Regions from separate parts of the Homo sapiens genome. Here region 1 is linked to region 2. A link is an interaction called in ENCODE POLR2A ChIA-PET data of the cell type or tissue named here. Cell type or tissue: B cell. All regions are shown on one strand. Links, peaks and the distances in the headings refer to the core of each region. The heading gives the core; the rest is flanking DNA. Region 1 has its middle 44 kb from the start of RPL39L. Region 2 overlaps ST6GAL1 (ST6 beta-galactoside alpha-2,6-sialyltransferase 1).

Region 1 (11,272 bases), core at 3,543-8,542, 140 kb before region 2:
TAAATTCTCTGAATAATTGTAATGTTGTCTTTCTCTGTACTTCATGCCCTTAATATTACACTCATTTCTTTTATATATATGGTAAATTTAATTTCTCCTTTCTTAAAATTATTACTTTATTTCAGTAGCTTTTGGGGGTACAAGTGGTTTTTGGTTACATGGATGAATTCCACAGTGGTGAAGTCTGAGATTTTAGTGCACCTGTCACCCGAGCTGTGTACACAGTATCAAATATGTAGTCTTTTATCCCTCACTGCCCCGAACCTTCCCTGCCCCATGTCTCCAAAGTCCATTATATCACACTGTATATCTTTGTATCCTCATAGCTTAGCTACCACTTGTAAGTGAGAACATATGGTATTTGATTTTCCATTCCTGAGTAATTTCACTTAGAATAATGGCCTCTGGCCCCATCCAAGTTGCTTCAAAAGATATTATTTCATTCCTTTTTATGGCTGGGTAGTATTCCATATACCACATTTTCTTTATCTACTCATTGGTTGATGGGCACTTAGGCTGGTTCCATATCTTCACAATTGTGAATCGTGCTGCTATAAATATGTGTGTGTGTGTGTCCGTTTCATATAATGGCTTCTTTTCCTTTGTGTAGACACCCAGTAGTGGGATTGCTGGATTGAATGGTGAATCTGCTTTCAGTTTTTTTAAGGGCTCGCCATAGACGTTGTGCTAATTTACATTCCCACCAGCAGTGTAAAAGTGTTCCCTTTTCATCATATCCTCGTGAACATCCGTTTTTTTTTTATTTATTTTTTATTTTTTAATTATGGCCATTCTTGCCGGCGTAAGGTTGTATCTCATTGTGGTTTTAATTTGCATTTCCCTGATGATTAATGATGATGAGCATTTTTCATATGTTTGTATACTTCTTTTGAGAATTATCTACTCCTGCCCTTTTCCCACTTTTTGAAGGGATTATTTGGTCTTTTACTTGTGGATTTGTTTGAATTCCTTGTAGATTCTGGATACTAGTTCTTCATTGAATGTGTAGTTTGAAATATTTTCTCCCACTCTGTGGGTTGTCTGTTTGCTGATTATTTATTTTGCTGTGCAAAAGCTTTTTAGTTTAATCAGTTCCCATTTATTTATTTTTGTTTTTGTTGCATTTGCTTTTGGGGTCTGAGTCATGAATCCTTTGTGTATGCCAATGTCCAGAAGAGTTTGTCTAATGTTATTTTCTAGAATTGTTATGGTTTCAGGTCTTAGATTTAGGCCTTTGATCCATCTTGAGTTGGTTTTTGTATAAGGTGAGAGATGCAGATGGTTTCATTCTTCCACAGGTGGCTTGCCAGTTTTCCTAGCACCATTTATTGAATAGGATTTCCTTTCCCAAATTTGTGTTTTTGTATGCTTTGTTTAAGATCAGCTGGCTATAAATATGTGGTTTATTTCTGGGTTATCTGTCCTGTTCTATTGGTCTACCTGCCTATTTTTATACTAGTACCATGCTGTTTTGGTAAGTATAGCCTTGTAGTATAATTTCAAGTTGGAATATGATGCCTCCAGATTTTTTTTTTCTTAGTATTGCTTTGGCTATGTGGGCTCTTTTTTGGTTCCATGTGAATTTTAGTATTGCTTTTTTCTAGTTCTGTGAAAAGTGATTATGGCATTTTGATGGGAATTCCATTGAATCTGTAGTTTGCTTTGGGCAGTGTGGTCATTTTCACATTATTAATTCTTTCCATCCATAAACTTGAGGCATGTTCTCATTTGTTCGTGCCATCTGTGATTTCTTTCAGCAGGGTTTTGTAGTTTTCCTTGTAGAGATCTTTCACCTCCTTGGTTAACTATATTTCTAGGTATTTTACTTTTTTTTTGCAGCTTTGTAAAAGGGATTGAGTTCTTGATTTGATTCTCAGTTTGGTCGTTGTTGGTGTATAGCAGTGGTACTGATTTGTGTACAATGATTTTGTAACCTGAGGCTTTACTGCATTTGTTGATCAGATCTAGGAGGCTTTTGGATGAGTCATTAGGGTTTTGTATGTATACCATCATATCATCAGCAAACAGTGATAGTTTAACTTCCTCTTTTCCAAATTGGATGACTTTATTTCTTTCTCTTGCCTGATTGCTCTGGCTAGGACTTCCAGTACTATGTTGAACAGAAGTGGTTAAAGTGGGCATCCCTGTCTTGCTCCAGTACTCAGGGGGAATGCTTTCAACTTTCTCCCATTCAGTATGATGTTGGCTGTGGCTTTGTCATAGACGGTTTTTATTATTTTGAGGTAAGTCTCTTCTATGCCTAGTGTGTAGAGGGTTTTTATCATAAAATGATGCTGGATTTTATCAAATGCTTTTTCTGCATCTATTGAGATGATCATATAGCATTTGCTTTTAATTCTGTTTATGTGATTTATCACATTTATTGATTTGTGTATGTTAAACCATCCCTGCATCCTTGGGATGAAACTCACTTGATCGTGATATACTATCTGTCTGATGTGCTGTTGGATTCAGTTGGCTAGTATTTTGTTGAGGATTTGTGCATCTTTGTTCATCAGGGATATTTGTCTGTAGTTTTCTTTATTATGTCCTTTTCTAGTCTGGGTATTAGGGCGATACTGGCTTGATAGAATGATTTGGGGAGGATTCCCTCTTTCCCTATCTTTTGGAATAGTTTCAGTAGGATTGGTACCAATTCTTTGAATGTCTGGTAGAATTCAGCTGTGAAACTCTGTGGTCCTGGACCTTTTTTGTGTCAGCAATTTTTTTTATTACGGATTCAGTCCACTGCTTGTTATTGGTCTGTTCAGGATTTCTATTTCCTCCTGATTTAATCTAGGAAGGTTATATGTTTCCAGGAATTTATCCATTTCCTCTAGATTTTCTAGTTTGTGCACATAAAGCTGTTCATAGTTGTCTTGAATGATCTTTTGTATTTCTGTGGTATTCTGTGTAATGTCTCCAGTTTCATTTCTATTTGAGCTTACTTGGATCTTCTCTCTTCTTTTATTGGTTAATCACACTAACAGTCTACCAACTTTGTTTATCTTTTCAAAGAACCAGCTTTTTGTTTGATTTGTCTTTTGTATTTTTTATTGTTGTTGTTGTTGTTTCAATTTTGTTTAGTTCCACTTTGATCTTTATTTCTTTTCTTCTCCTGGCTTTGGGTTTAGTTTGATCCTGTTTCTCTTGTTCCCTGAGGTGTAAAATTTGGTTGTCAATTTGTGTTCTTTCAGACTTTTTGATGTAGGCGTTTAATGCTATGAACTTTCCTCTTAGCACTGCTTTTGCTGTATCCCAGAGGTTTTGATAACTTGTGTCGGTTATTATCATTCATTTCAAATAATTTTTAAATTTTCATCTTGATTTCATTATTAACACCAAAATCATTCAAGAGCAGATGATTTAATTTCCATGTATTTTATAGTTTTGAAGGTTCCTTTTGGAGTTGATTTCCAGTTTTATTCTACTGTGGTCTGAGAAGATACTTGACATGATTTCGATTTTCTTATATTTATTGAGACTTGTTTTGTGGCTTATGATACAGTCTATCTTGGAGAATGTTCCATGTTCTGATAAGAAGAATGTATATTCTCCAGTAGTTGAGTAGAATGTTCTGTAAATATCTGTTAAGTCCATTTGTTCTAGCATATAGTTGAAGTCCACTGCTTCTTTGTTAACTTTCTGTCTCAGTGATCTTTCTAGTGCTGTCAGTGGAGTATGGAAATTTCCCACTATTACTGTGTTGCTGTCTATCTCATTTCTTTGATTTAGTAGTGATTGTTTCATAAATCTTGGAACTCTGGTGTTAGGTGCATATAAATTTATGGTTGTAATATCTTCTTGTTGGACTGATCCTTTTATCATTATATAATGTTATTCTTTGTATTTTGTTTGCTTGTGTTTGGCTGTTGTTGCTTTAAAATCTGTTTTGTCTGATATAACAATAGCTACTCTGGCTTACTTTTGGTTTCCATTTGTGTGGAATATCTTTTTCCACTCCTTTACCCTGAGTTTACATGAATTTTTATGTGTTAGGTGAGTCTCTTGAAGACAGAAGATATCTAGTTTATGTTTTTTTTTAATCCATTCTGCCATTCTGTACCTTTTAAGTGGAGCATTTAGGCCATTTACATTCATACATTCATTACATTTTATAGGCCTTATAGTTTTATGCTTTCAGGAAGTTCTATTTTGGTGCATATCAAGCTTTTCTTTCACAATTTAAAACACCTTTTAGCATTTCTTGTAGTGCTGGTTTGGTAGTGGCAAATAACCCCAGCATTTGTTTGTCTGAAAAAGACTTTATTTTGCTCTAATTTATGAAGCTTAGTTTTGCTGGATACGAAACTCTTGACTGACAATTATTGTGTTTAAGGGGTCTAAAGATAGGACACCCAATCTCTTCTAGCTTGTAAGGTTTCTGCTGAGAAGTCTGTTATTAGCCTGATATGTTTTCCTTTATAGGTTACCTGATGCTTTTGTCTCACAGCTCTTAGAATTCTTTCCTTCATATTAACTTTAGATAGCCTGATCACTTTTTGCCTTGGTGATGATCTTTTTGCAATTAATTTCTCAGATGTTCTAGGAGCTTCCTGTACTTGGATATCTAAATCTCTAGCGAGGCCAGGAAACTTTTTCTCAATTATTACTTCAAATACGTTTTCCAAACTTTTATCCTTCTCTGTTCCCTCAGGAACAACAACTCTTCTTAGGTTTGGCCATTTTACGTAGTCCCATATTTCTTGGAGACTTTGTTCTTTTGATTCTTTATCTTTATCTGATTGGGCTAATTCAAAAGCCTTGTCTTCAAGCTCTGAAATTCTTTCTTCTATTGTTCTAGTTCATTGTTGAAACTTTCCACTGTATTTTTATTTCCCTAAGTGTGTCTTTCATTTCCAGATATTCTGATTAGTTTTTCCTTATATCTATCTCTCTGGAAAATTTCTCATCCACATCCTGTATTGATTTTTAAATTTCTTTATGTTGGTTTTCACCTTTCTCCAGTATCTCCTTGAGCAGCTTAATAATAAACCTTCTGAATTCCTTATCTGGTATTTCAAAGATTTCATCTTGCTTTGGATCCAGAGATGGGGAGCTAGTATGATCTTTTCAGGGCATTATAGAACCCCATTTTGTCATATTACCAGAATCTCTTTTCTGGTTCCTTCTCATTTGGGTAGACTATTTCTTGTAATTGTTCTTGAATTTATTTTTGGTTTCATTTTTTTTAATTTCTTTTTTTTTCTCTTAAGGATGTGACTTCAATATTTATAGTTTATTACAGCTGAATTTGGTTCTTGGTGCTTTTATGAGTGAAGATTCTGTAAGAATTCCTTGCTTATAGAGAGTCTTTGTGTGATGGCTGTCTCAGATGCTACTTGTAGTATGTATGTACTTGGTATAGGCAAGTTCATTGTCTCCTGTGGGATTGGAATGGTAGGGGTCTTTTGAAGCTTATCTCATTTCCCTGTGTTGTGCACTCATATTTATTTATTTTTTCTCCATTATTTTATTTACTGAGTTAATGGCTCAAGCTTCAGGACAGTAGGGGTGGAATTGTATCCCTGGGTAGGAACCGGTTGTAGCTAAAGCAAGTGGGTAAATGCAATACCCAATGGTGGGCAGAGATCCCAGCCTTGATTAAGGTTGCTTGGGGAGCTCCCAAATAGATGCACTGAGGTCTTATCAGAGTGAAGGTTGGGAGCTATCTCAGCTCCCCTGCCAGGCCAGCAGAAAAGCTATCCACCTCCCAGCCTCACACCTGTCCCAGTGTTCCAGCTATTCAGATTATACAGGCACTTCTTTTTGTCTGTAGGAATATTGGTGTTTCAAGTAGAGAGAAATTGTGAGTCTGCTTCTTGTGCAAGCCCAAACCTGGGGAATGCTCCTTCTGTGGGGATGCAGTTGCCCTGAAGTGTTCCAGGAAGGCTGTCTGTAGGTGAATCCACACAGAGTTCCCGTGAGAGAAGCCCCAGCTGTGTCTGCAGTGGTGGACAAGTGGGGAAAGAGGACCCTTTCTCTAAGACCTTTCATGAGCACCAAGCCTGTCTGACTGTTGGATAGAGACACAGATGTCCCCTGCTGAGTCCAGTACTGCAATTGTGTCTCTGCTGAAAGAAACTTTCCCACAGGAATGATCTGGGACTCAAGGCCTGTCACCCAGATTATTTTGTCCCACACGGTGTTCCCGTGATGTGGTACTCTCCCCCTTTTCCTAAGAGGAAGACCTCCTGAGAGTCAGACTATAGTGATTGCTATTACAGCCAGAAGTTTTGCTTGACGCCAGAACACAGTTAACAGCCCAGCCCAACTAGAGAACATGCAAGGTCTACCTGTCACCACCTACTGGCCCAACTAGAATCCTAGGCTATACTAAATAGTGAAGATCTGCACAGCCAAAGAATACCAGCAAAGACTGGAAAGTGTTTCTTCAAATGTGTAGGTACCAATGCAAAGACACAAGGATTACAAAAATGAGGGAAGTCTGGGCGCAGTGGCTCATGCCTGTAATCCCAGCACTTTGGGAGGCCAAGGCAGGTGGATTACCTGAGGTCAGGAGTTCAAGACCAGCCTGGCCAACATGGTGAAACTCCATCTCTACTAAAAATACAAAAATTAGCCGGGCATGGTGGTGCGTGCCTGTAATCCCAGCTACTTGGGAGGCTGAGGCAGGAGAATTGCTTGAACCTGGGAGGCAGAGGTAGCAGTGAGCTGAGATCATGCCACCGCACTCCAGCCTGGGCGACAGAGTGAGACTCCATCTAAAAAAAAAAAAAAAAAAAAAAAAATGAGGGAAATGCAACTAATAAAGTTCTAATAGTGGACTCTGAAGAAGTGGAGATTTATGACATGACTGATAAAGAATTCAGAAGTTCAGAGAACCACAAGAAAATACAGATGAAAAATTGAATGAAATTCTGGGAAACAATTCATGTACTAAATGTGAAGTTTGACAAAAATATAAACAATAAAAAACCCAAATAGAAATTATAAAGCTAAAGAATACAATAACTAAATTTCTGAAATTAATAGAAAGTGTCAATAGCAGGTCTTGACCAGCAGAAGAAGAATCAGTGAACCTGAATACAGGACATTTAAATTAGTCAGAGGAATGAAAAGAAAAAAAAGAAAGAAAAACAATGGAAAAGGCCTATGGTAATTATGGGACATTATCAAGAAAACAGATCTACGCATAATAGGAGTTCCCTAGGGAAAAGAAAAAGAAAAAGAACCAGAAAATTTATTTAAGATAATAATGGCTGAAAATTTCCCAAATCTAGGAAAAGATGACAATATCCAGGTACAGGAAGCTTAGAGATCACTTTTCAAATTTAACTCAAAGACAAGTTCACCAAGACACATCACATTCAAATTATCAAAAATTAAAGACAAAGAAAGAATACTGAAAGCAGCAAGAAATAAGAGGCATATCATACTGAACAGAGTCTCAATATAGCTATCAGTGAATTTCTAAGTAGAAACCTTGTAGTCTAGGAGACAGTGGGATGATACATTCAAAGTGCTGAAGGATAATAGACAACTGCCAATCAAGAATACTTTACCCAGCAAAGCTGTCCTTCAGAATAAGGGAGAAATAAAATTTTCCAAATGAAAGCTAAGGGAGTTTACCATCACCACTAGGCCCACTCTACAGGGATTGCTAAAGGGAGTTCTTTTTTTTTTTTTTTTTTTTTTTTTTTCTGAGACAGAGTCTTGCTCCATCACCCGGGCTGGAGTGCAGTGGCACAATCTCAGCTGACTGCAACCTCTGCCTCTAAAGGGAGTTCTTTAAGTGGAAACAAAAGACTACTAACTAATAATACACAACATATAAAATAAAAAACTTAATGGTAGAAGAAATACGTAGTCATATTCAGAATACACCAAAAATGTAAATAAAGGTTATGTGTAAAGCAATTTTATCTCTACTATGAGGGCTAAAATAAAACTACTAAAAATTGTAGCTACAATAGATTGTTAAGGGATACAAATTATAAGAAAAGGAAAATTTTGACATCAAAAGCACAAAAGGTAGGGAGAAGGAGTAAAGTGTAGAGCTTTTGCTTGCAATTATAATTGTTATCAGTTTAAAATAGCCTGTTTTAAGTTTAAGATGTTTTATATAAGTTTTATGGTAACCATAAAGCAAAAAACTATAATAGATGCATAAAATATAAAAATAAAGAATTAAAAACAGACCACCACTGAAAACCTTTAAACCACAAAAGGAGACAGCAAGAGAGGAAGAAAGAAACAGAGAATCTATAAAACAACCAGAAAACAAATTACAAAATGGCAGTAGCAAGTCCTTTACCTGTCACTAATTACTTTGAATGTAAATAAATTTAATTTTCCAATCAAAAGACATTGAGTGGCTGAATGCATAAAAACAATATTCAGGCCAGGCATGGTGGCTCATGTCTATAATCTCAACACTTTGGGAGGCCAAGGCAGGAGGATCACTTGAGCCCAAGGGTTCAAGACCAGCCTGGGCAACATGGTGAGATCTCATTTCTACAAAAAATAAACAAAATTAGCTAGACATGGTGGTGAATGCCTGTAGTCCCAGCTACTTGGAAGGCTGAGGTGGGAGGATTGCTTGAGCCCAGGAGGTCAAGGCTGCAGTGAGCTGAGATTGCACTACTTTACTCCAGCCTGGGCAACAGAGCAAAACTCTGTCTCAAATCAAACAAACAAACAAAATACCAATATTCAATCATATGCTGTCTACAGGAGACTCACCTCACTAGGACACACATAGACTGTACATGAAGGGACTGAAAAAGATATTCCATGCATATGGAAACCAAAAGAGAGCAGGGTTAGCTATACTTATATAAGGAAAAATAGACTGTAATTCAAAACCTATCAAAAGAGATCAAAAAGGCCATTATATAATGATAAAGGAGTCAATTCATCAAGAGGACATAACAATTGTAAATATATTCATCCAACATCAAAGCACCTAAATACATAAAGCAATTATTAAGTGATTTCAAAGAGGAGGTAGACTGCAATGCAATAATAGTACGGGTATTCATTTTTTATAACAGACCATCTAGTTAGAAAATCAACGAGGAAACACTGGACTTGAATTACACTTTAGAACAAATGTACCTAACAGACATATGCAGAACATTGCATCCAACAGAAACAGAATACACTTTCTTCTCAATGGAACATTCTCCAGGACCACGTTAGGCCACAAAACAAATCTTATCAAATTTAAGGCGATTCAAATCATAGCAAGTATCTTTTCCAATCACAATGCCATGAAACTGGAAATCAATAACAAGAGAAATCTCGGGAAATATTGGAAAATTCACAAATGTGGAAATTAGTATGTGGAAATTTTGTGGAATTTTTATGATTTTTATGTGTTTATAAGATTATGTCATCAGTGAAGAGAGAAAATTTCACTTCTTCCTTACCTATTCGATGCCTTTTATTTCTCTCCCTTGCCTGATTACAAGACCAGAGTCACAAAAGAAATAAAAAAGGAACGAAAAATGTACCTTGAGACAAAAATGAAAATATATCATATCAAAACTTACAGCATGCAGCAGAAGCAGTCCTAAGATGAAATTTTATAGCAATAAATACTTATATCAGAAAAAGAAAGATCTCAAATAAACAACCTAATATTACACCTCAAGGAACTAGAAAAAGAACAACGTTAGCAGAAAGAGAGAAATAACAAGAGCAGAAAGAGAAAAAAATAAATGAAATAGAGACTAGCAAAGTAATAGAAAAAATAGATAAAACTAAGTATTTGTTTTTTGAAAAGATAGATAAAAATGATAAACCCTTACTTAGATTAAGTGAAAAAATAGAGTGACTCAAATAAAATTAGAAATGAAAGTGGAGGCAATTGATAACACAGAAATACAAAAGATCGCGACAAATTACTTGGAATAATTATATGCCAAAAAAATTGGACAATCTAGATAAACAGATAAGTTCCTAGACACATTCTACCTACTAAAACTGAATCATGAAGAAATAGAAAATCTGAAGAGACCAGTAAAAAATAAGGAGATAAAATAAGCAAGAAATCAAAGAAAGGCTCAGAACCTAATAGCTTCACAGCTGAATCCTACCAATAACTGAAGAATAACTAATACCAAATTTTCTCAAACTATTCCACAAAATCAAGGAAGAGGGAATACTTCCAAACTGATTTTATGAGACAAGCATTTCCTTGATACCCAAATCAGACAAGAACACTACAAAAGAAAAATTTACAGGCCAATATTCCTGATGAACATATATACAAGAATCTTTAGCAAAATATTAGCAAAACAAATTCAACAATGCATTGAAGGAATCATTTGCCATGATTAAATGGGATTTATCCCTGAGATGCAAGGTGGTTAAAATATGAAAATCAATCAATGTGACTCATTACACTAACAAAATAAAGAATAAAAACCATATGGTCATCTCAACAGAGGCAGAAAAAGAATTTCACAAAATTCAACACCCTTTTGTAATAAAAACTCTCAACAGAATAGTTATAAAGAGAATGTACCTCAACATAATAAAAGCAATGTATGACAGACACATAGCTAACATACTCAGCAGTAAAAAGCTGAGAGCGTTTCCTCCAAGAACTGGAAAACAAGTATTCTCATTCTCACGACTTCTATTCAACATAGTATTGGAAGTCCTAGCTAGAGCAATTAGGCAAGAGAAAGAAACAAGGTCGGGTGCGGTGACTCCCCCCTGTAATCCCAGCACTTTGGGAGGCTGAGGTGGGCAGATCACGAGGTCAGGAGATCAAGACCATCCTGGTTAACACGGTGAAACCCCATCTCTACTAAAAGTACAAAAAATTAGCCGGGCATGGTGGCGGGCGCCTGTAGTCCCAGCTACTCGGGAGGCTGAGGCAGGAGAATGGTGTGAACCCGGGAGGCGGAGGTTGCAGTGAGCCGAGATTGCACCACTGCACTCCAGTCTGGGCAACACAGCAAGACTCCGTCTCAAAAAAAAATAAAATAAAATAAAATAAAATAAAAGGCATCCTAATAGGAAAGGAAGAAGTGAAACTGTCTCTCCTCATTGATGACATAATCTTATACATAGAAAATCCACCCAAAAAAATTCACAAAAAAACTGTTAGAACTGATCAACAAATTCAGCAAAGTTGCGGTATACAAATCCAACATACAAACATCAGTAATTTTTTATACACCAATAATGCATTACCTGGAAAGAATTAACGAGAGGAGCCACAGCAATACCCGGGTATAAATTTAACTAAGGAGGTAAAAGACTTGTATACTAAAAACTATAAAACACTGATGAA
Region 2 (11,272 bases), core at 2,354-7,353:
GGGTTCACCTGTCACAGCAGTAAGGCTGTGGCCCCAAGCCCCTGGCTTCAAGGAGCCATCCCCACTCAGCACCCAGGAGCCTCAGCGTGAGATAACCCTTTTAACCCTGGAGCCATTCTTCCACATTGTCTGAGATGTGAGCAATGGTTTTGATTATGTTTGAATATGGAAGTGAAATAAGCTAAGAGCTTTTATTGATCCTTGTGCATAAAACATTCCAGGATCTGGGTCTCCACAAATCTGCTGAACACAGCAGTCAAATCAGAAGACACTGCACCCAAAACACAGTAAGAACGTCTGCTAAGATAAGGAGACTTTCCGGATTATTTCTGTCCCCCTCTTCCTCTCCCAGGGCTCACATCCCTTCTTGATGGTTCATATGGGGAGCCCAGATCCAACATTACGGGGCTCCTGTCCTAGACCTAATAATATTCACCATAAATGTTCCTTTATTTTTAATTTCAATTTTTTTTTGTTAGCAACTACTGTGTGCCAGGTGCTTTATGTACTAAGTTATTCATTTATTCTTCACACAAGCCTATGAAGCGAGGAGTGTCTTCTCCATTTTCAGATGAGGTGACAAGAGCTTTGGTGACAGCACGGGCACAAAGCAGGTAAGTGACTAAGCCAGAGTTCCACACACAAAGCTGCCTCCCAGAGCTGCCTCCCAGGGGCTTTTCTTTATCTTCCCTTTAGTGCTAGGCCAAGAGATTCCAGCAAAGAGCTGAAACTAAGTATGAGTTGCACACTGAGTACATGGGTGAGCTCTGACAAAAAGAGAAAAGGTGTCTGCATTTAGAGAACCAGAAAAGGGAAGCTCTTCTGCCATTGCCATATGCAAAATTTCCAAAGGAGGGTACCTCTGCACATTTATTTGATTGTGTTGTTAATATGTTCTCTACAGCAAACAATCATTCAGCTTTGATTGGGTGCCTATTTTAGGTGCCAATCTGGATACAGGGGGAGACACTGAGCCCTTTTTAACTTATTTTATTTTATTTATTTATTTATTTATTTATTTAATTTTTTTTTTTTTTTGAGATGGAGTCTCGCTCTGTCACCCTGACTGGAGTGCAGTGGCACAATCTCTGCTCACCGCAACCTCCGCCTCCCACGTTCAAGCGATTCTCCTGCCTCAGCCTCCCGAGTAGCTGGGATTACAGGTGCATGCCACCACACCTGGCTAATTTTTGATATTTTTGGTAGAGACAGGGTTTCACCATGTTGGCCAGGCTGGTCTCGAACTCCTGACCTCAAGTGATCCACCAGCCTTGGCCTCCCAAATTAGTGGGATTACAGGCATGAGCCACAGCACCCGGCACATTGAGCCCTTTTTTAAATCAAAGCAACACACACCAATGATTTTTAAGGTCCAGTGGTACTGCAAGGCTGTAAGGAGAAACAGCAGGCCCTGCCCCACCCCTCCATATCCCTAATTCTGTCTTTCAACTCCTGTATCTATTTCCAGAGTCATCTCAGTGTATCTAAATAGCACGCTTATATGGCTCTGGATTTTTTTCAATATTAGATATTATTCACTAACTTCCTATTATAGAAAATAAGGATTTAGCTCCTTACCACCATTCTATATACCACCTCTCCTGTCCCACATTCTCCCAATAGTTATACCATTTTTTATTAAGTCAACACTAATAGCTATATTATTAAGTTACATTATTTTGTCAAGTAATTATTAAGTTACATTATTATAACCAGATAAATTATTATTCATAGCTGAGCCATGTGTGGTGTTACAATTAATTCCTTTCATGTATATTTCTTAGTTGCCATTTGTAGAGTCCATTATTACCTCATTTGTTTGTCTGCTTAACTTTCTATGTACTTGTCACGAATTCAGCCCTCAACATTCCAACAAAACTATAAAACTCATCACAGTACACTAAATATACCATTATGTACTAATCTTTTTTTTTTTTTTAATTCTTAAAAATCTCCCTTCTGGAACCTTCCATTCTCCTCCTTCAACCTGAAGTGGTTGCTTTCTGTGCTTAAAGGAAGATCCCATTTATTCTTAGTTTACTGTCTAGTTTTGGAGAAACAAATGCATCATAGATTCCTCAAAAAAGGCTGTGTGGGAGATAAAATCATTGAGACTTCTCATACCTGAAAATGCCATTATTCCACCCTCATATTTGATTAATAATTTGTCAGGATATAATTTCTCAGTTGGAAATACTAGCCTCTCAGAATTTAAGGAATGGCTTCATTGTCTCCTAGCTTCTGTAGAGATAGATGATGTCAATCATATTTCTATTGTTATATATAATCCATTTGGTTGGGGGGAGGATTTTCTCCTGTCAAGAAGCTTTTCTTCTGGTGTATGTCTTTTTTTCAAGTCACAGCCCCAGGTACTCAAGTGGGCCTTTCAATGTCCTTTCAATGTTCTCAAAGTTTTTCTTGTATTATTTCTTTAATAAATTTTCCCTTTCATTGTCTCTATTCTCTTTTTCTGCGAGTCTTACTATTCTGATGTTGGGCTTCTTAGAATAATCCTTCTTATTTTTCTTTTCTTTTCTTTTAGGCGGGAGGGACAGGGTCCCACTCTGTTGCCCAGGCTGGAGTGCAGTGGTACAACCTCAGCTCACTGCAACCTCAACCTCCTTGGCTCAAGTGATCCTCCCATCTCAGCCTCCCAAGTTGCTGGAACTATAGGCGTGCACCACCATGTCTGGCTAATTTTTGTATTTTTGAGTAGAGGTGGGGTTTTGCCATGTGGCCAGGCTGGTCTCAAACTCTTGGGTTCAAATGATCCACTCACCTTGGCCTCCCAAAGTTCTGGGAATACAGGCATGAGCCACCGCGCCCAGCACATTTTCTTTCTTTCTTTGACTTTCTGCAAGGTTCTGTAAGTTTTCTTCAATTCTATATTCCAAACCCTCTACTGATTTATTCTTCTATCACACTTTTAATTTCCAAAAGTTCTTTCTTAGTCTCTGAAACTCCTCTTTGTTGCACATTGCTTTTATTTTATTAATGCAACATATTCTCTTATCTCTCTTAGACTAGTAATTACAGGTTTTGTGAAGTTTTCTTCTGCTCCCTATATTTTCTCTATTTCTTGTGAGTTTCTAGTGCTGTTGTTGTCTCTTTTAATTTCTGCCTTTCATGTTTCAAACTTTTCTCAAATATCTGGTGATCGTTAGCTGTCTTTTTAAATTGAAAAGTGAGACACTAAAAACTGACCGGATGTTCTGTGTGCATGATCAGTGCTTCTGAACTGGTGGATCTTACGGGAGGGTGATTGTGAGTCAGCTGTAAATTTTGTTTGGAACACCCTAAATATCAATATCTATAGGCTTTTTCTCTTGGGCTCTTAAGTTTATGCAGAAAGACTCCTCTAGCCTCATGACTAGGGAAAGCAGAATTTGACTCTAGTATCCAGCACTGTGTGACAGAAGCAGAAAAAGTGCTGGGAGCAGCGAGAGGCCTCGCTGGTGAGCATGTGGACTTTCCCTCATTCCCTCTGGTATAGAACTGCATTTCACACATGCCCCTCTTAGCCTGGCCTGCTGTGCCTGATCTTAATCGGGTCTTAAAACTGAGCATGTTCCTGGAAAGAGCCTTAAAGGAAATACTAATTTACCAGGAAGAAAAAAAAACAAACACAAACATTTTACAGGCATAGATTTATAAATAGCCTCACATCAGTCCAAATCAGGTTTTGCCACCAAATGGGTTAAGAATAAAGCTTGACTTTCACAAATTTTTGGACTTGAAAGTTGCAGATAAGGGCTTGTTTGTGTATGCATTTCCCACACCTCCAGTCACACTTGCGACATTTTTCACAGGGATTTTTCTCACTCTGTGGGACCGGCTGCTTGCAACAAGACATGAAAAAAATGAGGCAGTTGAGATGTGGGTGCAGGGGGAAGGCCAGGCTCCACAGAGAGACGATCTAACGACACAGTCACTTGGCAGGTTTGAGTCCTAGTTCTACACTAGCAAGCTGTGTTACTCTGAAAAAGTTGTTTAACCTCTCTGCGCCTCAAAAATCACAAGCATTCCTATACACCAGCAAAACACAAGCAGAGAGCGAAATCATGAATGAACTCCCATCCACAATTGCTACAAAGAGAATAAAATACCTTGGAATACCCCTAACAAGGGAAGTGAAGGACCTCTTCAAGGAGAACTACAAACCACTGCTCAAGGAAATAAGAGAGGACACAGGCCGGGCATGGTGGCTCACGCCTGTAATCCCAGCACTTTGGGAGGCTGAGGTGGGTGGATCACAAGGTCAAGAGATCAAGACCATCCTGGCCAACCTGGTGAAATCCCATCTCTACTAAAAATACAAAAATTAGCTGGGCATGGTGGCACGCACCTGTAGTCCCAACTACTCAGGAGGCTGAGGCAAGAGAATCGCTTGAACCCGGGAGGTGGAGGTTGCAATAAGCCAAGATCACACCACTGCACTCCAGCCTGGGTGACAAGAGTGACACTCCATCTCAAAAGAAAAGAAAAAAAAAAGAGAAGACACAAACAAATGGAAAAACATTCCGTGCTTGTGGATAGGAAGAATCAATATCATGAAAATGGCCATACCACCCAAAATAATTAATAGATTAAATGCTATTCCCATTAAACTACCATTGACATTCTTCACAGAATTAGAAAAAAAACTACTTTAAAATTCACATGGAACCAAAAAAGAGTCCATATAGCCAAGACAATCCTAAGCAAAAAGAACAAAGCTGGAGGCATCCAGCCACCTGAGTTCAAACTATACTACAACGCTACAGTAACCAAAACAGCATGGTACTAGTACAGAAACAGACACACAGACCAATGGGACAGCACAGAGATCTCAGAAATAAGACCACACATCTATAACCATCTGATCTTTGCCACACCTGACAAAAACTAGCAATGGGAAAAGGATTCCCTATTTAATAAATGGTGCTGGGAAAATTGGCTATCCATACACAGCAAATTGAAACTGGACCCATTCCTTATACCTTACCCAAAAATTAACTCAAGATGGATTAAAGACTTAAATGTAAAACCCAAAACTATAAAAACCCTAGAAGAAAATGTAGGCAATACCATTCAGGACATCAGCACAGGCAAAGATTTCAGGACAAAATCATCAAAAGCAATTACAACAAAAGCAGAAATTGACAAATGGGATCTGATTAAACTAAAGAGCTTCTGCACAACAAAAGAAACTATCATTAGAGTGAACAGACAGCCTACAGAACGGGAGAAAATTTTTGCAATCTAATCTATCCATTTGACAAAGCTCTAATATCCAGAATCTACAAGGAATTTAAACAAATTTGCAAGAAAAAAAAAACCCATTAAAAAGTGGGCAAAGGACATAAACAGACATTTCTCAAAATAAGACATTTATGTGGCCAACAAACATATGAAAAAATGCTCAACACCATGCATCATTAGAAAAATGCAAATCAAAACCACAAAAAGATACTATCTCATGCCAGTCAGAATGGCAATTAGTAAAGCCGTGAAACAACAGATGTTGGTGAGGCTATGAAGAAATAAGATCGCTTTTACACTGTTGGTGGGAATGTAAATTAGTTCAACCATTGTGGAAGACAGTGTGGTGAGTCCTCAAAGATCTAGAACCAGAAATACCATGTAACCCAGCAATCCCATTACTGAGTATATACTCAAAGGAATATAAATCCTTCTATTATAAAGATACATGCACGCATATGTTCATCGCAGCACTATTCACAATAGCAAAGATATGGAATCAACCCAAACGTCCATCAGTGATACACTGGATAAAGAAAATGTGGTACATATACACCACGGAATACTATGCAGCCATAAAAAGGAAAGAGATCATGTCCTTTGCAGGGACATGGATGGAGCTGGAAGCCATTATCCTCAGCAAACTAACACAGGAAGAGAAAATCAAACACCATATGTTCTCACTTATAAGTGGGAGCTAAACAATAAGAACACATGGACACAGGGAGGGGAACAACACACACTGGGGCCTGTCAGGGGGCCTGGGGGAGGGAGAGCATCAGGATAAATAGCTAATGCATGTGGGGCTTAATACCTAGGTGATGGGTTGATAGGGGCAGCAAACCACCATGGCACATGTTTACCTATGTAACAAACCTGCACATCCTACACATGTATCCTGGAACTTAAAATAAAATAAAATTAAAAAAAAAAAAAAAACCTCTCTGTGTCTCAGTTTCTTCATGTATAAATTTTGGGTTATTCCAACTAATTTTGAAATGTCATTGTGAGGATTTTGTTAAATTCAGCCAACAAATGTGGATTATGCCTATGATACCTGAGGCATTGCTCTGGGTCCTAAAGAAATAGCTGTGAGCAAAAGAGATAACATCCTTGCCCTCATGGAAGCAAGTTCCTAGTGAGAAAAGACACAGGGTAGTAACTCAGATGGCCACCTACGCTATTGAACAGCAACAAGGAAGGATAAAAGGGAGAGAGCCAAGTCGGTGGGAGGAGACAGGCAGGAGATTATAATCTTATATAAGGCTGTCAAATGGCCTGTTTGACAAGGTGACATCTAAATAGAAACCTGAAGAAGAGACGAAAACAATAGGATACATGAAGGAAGGTGTCCTGCCTGGAGGAAGCAGTGGAAAGGCTCTGAGACCAAAGTGTGCTTTATATCTGAGGAGTAGGCTCAGTGAGGTGAAGCAGAATGAAGCGGTGGAAAAGAGCAGGAGATGAAGTCTGCAGGGTCTGAAGGCTGGGTCACACAGAATCCTGTAGGCCTTTCTAAGCTCTGAGTAAAAGAGGAAGCCTTTCCTGGTTTTTGAGCGGAAGAATGACACATCACTACAGCTTTTAAAATGATCACTCTGGTTACTGTTTTGAGAACATACCACAGGAGCAAGACTACAAGCAGGAGGCTCAGTTGTGAAACGATTCTAAGAGAAAGAACAGGTCTTCTGTCCTGGACCAACATGAATTTGATGAATTAAGTAGTTGTTTCTTAATTTATTGTGAAAGCACAGCTGACATGGTTTGCTAACAGAGTGGGTGCAGCATGAGAGAAAGAGAATTTAGAATGACTCCAGAGTTTAAGCCCTAAAAGATGGAAAGATGAAATTGTTGTCCACTGAAATGAGGATGGCTCTTTTAGGGAGAAAAGCAGCAGTTCGATTTTGGGCTTGTCATATTTGAGATGTATATTAGATGTCTAAGGAAACTTGTCAAGTAGATGGTTGAATATCTGAGCATGGAACTCAGGGGAAAGGTGTGGGTTGGAAATATAAATTGAGGGTTGTCAGGAAATTGATGATATGAGATGGCCAGGGCATGAGGAGACAGAGAAGAGGCCAAGTCCAAGGGCCACTCCCAGAGGCACTCCACAGTGACCAAGTGAAAATGAGCCAACAGAGAAGCGCTTGAACCCGGGAGGCGGAGGTTGCAGTGAGCTGAGATCGCGCCACTGCACTCCAGCCTGGGTAAGAGAGTGAGACTCCATCTCAATAAAAATAAAAAAAGAAAAGAAAAGAAAAGAAAATGAGCCAAGAAAAGGAACTGAGAAGGAGAACCTAGTGAGAGAAGAGGAAAAGCAAAGACAGTGATGTTCCAGAAGCCAAGAGAAGAAACTATTTCAAGGAGGATGGAATGGTCAATTGTATCAAAAGTTGCTGATCAGTCAAGATAGGGACTGAGATCTGACCACTGGATTTGGCAAGAGAGGATACTGGTGAGCCTGACCGGTATGGTTTTGGTGGTGTGATGGGTACAAAAGACTGATCATGTTGAGTTTAAATGAGAATGAGAGAAGAGGGAGTGCAGGGTGCAAATGCAGACAACTCTCTCCAGGAGCATAAAAATTGGCACACCCCCTCCCTTTTCACCTCCTGCCGTGAGTAAAAGCTTCCTGAAGCCTCACCAGAAGATGATGTGGGTGCCATGCCTGTACAGCCTGCAGAATCATGAGCCAAATAAACCTCTTTTCTTTATAAATTACTCAGTCTCAGGTTTTCCTTTATAGCAAGGCAACATGGACTCATACAGTAGTACCCTTATAAAAGAGGCTCTGGAGAACTAGTGAGCCCTGTTAGCACATGAGGACACGGTGAAAAAGCACCATCCATAAATTAGGAAGCAAGCTCTCACCAGACGCCGAATCTGCTGGTGCCTTCAACTTGGACTTCCCAGCCTCCAGAACTATGAGCAATACATTTCTTTTGTTTATAAACCACCCTGTTTACGGTATTTTGTTATCACAGCCTGAATGGACTAAGACAAAAGGTATGAAAGTTTTCCTCCGACTGCCATTATTTTTTCAGGTAAGTTTAAAACAAGGTATCAACTGAGAGTATGGATAGGGAAGGTGTTAGAGACTTGAAGAGAGAGAAAAAGGTGCGAAACAGTCATCTAGATGACAGAGGAATGGTCATGCTTCTCAACTATCATTCATTGGAATTAACAGCACAGGTTAACAAAGAGATACTGGTGCCCAGGTCAACCTCACAAAGACTTTGATTTCGTTAGTTTGAGAGGAATTCAGGCAGCAATACGTGTTATAATTCCCACCAGTAACACTAATGACAGCCAGGGTTGAGAACCAATGGACCAACAAAATGAAGCGACATGGCCTACAACACCAATGTCCCCTTAAGAGTCATGGCCAAGAATTACGGCCTGGCGCAGTGGCTCATGCCTGTAATCCCAGCACTTTGGGAGGCCGATGTGGGCGGATTGCCTGAGGTCAGGAGTTCGAGACCAGCCTGACCAACATGGTGAAACCCTATCTCTACTAAAAATACAAAAAATGAGCGGGTCACGTTGGCAGGTGCCTGAAGCTGAGGCAGGAGAATCGCTTGAACCCAGGAGGCAGAGGCTGCACGCAGTGAACCGAGATCACGCCATAGCACTGCAGCCTGGGGGACAAAAACAAAACTCTGTCTCAAAAAAAATAAACAAAAAAGAATTAGAGTGGGACCATTCAGGATGACACTATGCTTTTCTACAGTCACACTCAGATTTGTGGAGTAGGTATGGTGTTCAAAGAGCTGGATTTAGCCAGGGCTAAATGAGATACTTGTAAAGCATATAGCATGCCCAGACATGGTAAGAGTTCAGTAAATGAAAGCTTCTACGTTTGTTTTTATCACCACCTAGGTGACACACAACATGCATGCAGCAAATAAAATCCTGTTTTTATCTCATCCAAATGATTCACCCAATCATATCATATCACAGAACTTTAGAGTCATTTGTGAATAACTAAAACCACAAATGTATATCCTTAACTATCAAGGTGGTCTTCTCCGGTTCTTTTTATTTGACACTGAGCACTGCATAAAGGGTCAGTGGACTTCCCAGAAATCACAGAAGTCACAGGTCACCCCTCCTCCCACCTACCTGCTGTCTGAATTTGATAACAACCGCTTTGTACCATTTTGTGAAGCCCCTCCATCCACATGACCTGGAGCCTGCACTTTAGTGAGCTCTGCCTTTGCAGTTCCTGCCTGGTAATCTGTCCCACTCCCTCTGAGGAGGCCCACTCCTGCTCCTAGCCCTAAGCCTGGAGCCCAGATACCTATGGAGAGATCACTGGGATGACAAGTGCCACCTCAACACCCTCTCCCCCAGTCAGGCCTGGCTGGATTCCTGCCCATGTAAAACCACCTGCTGGAAAATGACTGCAGACTCTATCCTGACCCAAACTGAGTAGGATCAAATGCCAGCAGAGAGGGGGAAGCCCGAGGGCTCACCTGTCCAGGGAGCCTCCACTGTTAGCTCTGCCCTCCCTTATGAGTGGATCCAATGCTGCCCCCGCCCCAACTGCCTGGCAGATTCTTCTTCATTCTTTTAAAGCCTTTGAGGATATCATCTCTTTTTCTGGCCTTCTCTGCCCCTGCCTCCAGCTCCCTCCACAGCTTGTGCAACTTGCTTTCCTTTGTGCCCCCTTCCACAGGCCTGGCTCTCCTCCTAGATGGAGAGCTCCTCCAGGGAGAGGCTGTATCTCATTTCTCTTTCTATTCACAGCCCCTAGCAAAGTGGCCCATCAGGTGGACAATAACTGAGAATAACCGTTCACATGTGCTGTGATATTGAAAATAACCACGATTTATTGGTCTCCAACCATGTGCCCAAAACTAGGTTAGGCACTACCTCTAGGACTCACACCAATGCTACAAGGCAGAAAGGATGAATATAGACTAAGACAGGAAACTGAGGACCAGAGAGGCCAAGCTGCCAAGCTTGCACACCTGAGAAGTGGCATATCTGGAATTTAAACCCAAGTCTGTCTGGCTACAAAGCATGTGGTTTTTTTTCCGAATGATAAGGTCTTTCTGAGGAAGGTGACATTGCAAACGGTAGTTAACAGGGAAGGCAGTGAGTTGCCTCCAAGCCCTCCTACTGTGAGTCACTGGATCTGGCTGGGGAGACAAGGGCAGGACTCTTCAAGTACAGAAGGATTCCCTGTGAGACGCCTTTGGTTCATCTCCTCCTGGCCAGTTTTTTCCCCTCATCCAAATTTGCAGCCCAGAATAAGATGTTCATTGTGAAAAGCAAAAAAGGAGCCGTCACAAGCCCTCTGGCAGGAATCATCTTCTGGGGATTCATTCCTCACACTGTCAGCCACCACCTCCAGCTCAGGCCCAAGGCCAGCCTCCTCCCAGAACCAGCACTGTGCAGTCCACAAAGGCAATCCCTGAGGCAGACTCTTAGGTAACTGATAACTCAGCCTGGCTGCCACGTCACAGCTCCCTAGCTGCCTTCTTCCCTCTCTCACCTGGAACAAATTCCTATGACCCTGGTTCCCAAAATAAGACAAGAAGAACAAGGTCCCAAGCTTGACTCTCCTCCAGGGCTCAGATCCATGAACCATCCCAGAGAATTTTCCCTCTTTCACCCGCCTGCTTGGCTTTTATTTCCAAGGCTAGAATTGGCAGGTAGGAAAAATGACTCTCTGGTGGAGCAGGAGGGCCCACTACAGCCTCACGGGCTTCCCACCACGGGCTACTGCAAATTCACTGCCTGCTGTCACACCTTGATCTTACCGAGAGAACACCCACTCAACTCACTGGTGGCTGGATGTGTTCTTACCTCAGTGGACAAACAGGAGCATCGCGGGAGCTGAGCTCATTCCATGAGGACTCCTAAGGGCTGGGCAGGATACTGGGCCCAGGGCTGTGCAGAGAAACCAGTCATCATCCCCACCATCCAGGATGTCAAGGTCTAACATAGCAAATTTCACATAGCATAGTGAGCATGGCACAAGAGATCGGAGGTCTTCTCTCTCCTTTGTGGGCCATGAATTTGAGGG

The links. Peaks named below come from ENCODE experiments on the same cell type or tissue, not always from the same donor. Only the 100,000 strongest peaks of a DNase experiment are listed, where the experiment ranks them.
Region 1: POLR2A ChIA-PET joins it to region 2 with 6 read pairs; 2 of 35 experiments call an interaction of 5 or more read pairs at or near these places.

What each region holds. Positions count from the first base shown.
Region 1 is chr3:187,089,835-187,101,106 of GRCh38, reverse strand. No RefSeq gene overlaps it. Among named protein-coding and RNA genes, the nearest start is that of RPL39L, 44 kb to the left of the region's middle. In B cell, for the core only: no CTCF peak of the experiment used is centred there; no DNase peak of the experiment used is centred there.
Region 2 is chr3:186,948,719-186,959,990 of GRCh38, reverse strand. The region is part of intron 1 of ST6GAL1 (ST6 beta-galactoside alpha-2,6-sialyltransferase 1); the gene reads right to left. Among named protein-coding and RNA genes, the nearest start is that of ST6GAL1, 24 kb to the right of the region's middle. RefSeq lists enhancers at 868-917, 2,711-3,211 and a silencer at 3,708-3,950. In B cell, for the core only: no CTCF peak of the experiment used is centred there; a DNase peak (open chromatin) is centred at 5,460; H3K27ac peaks cover 3,966 bases.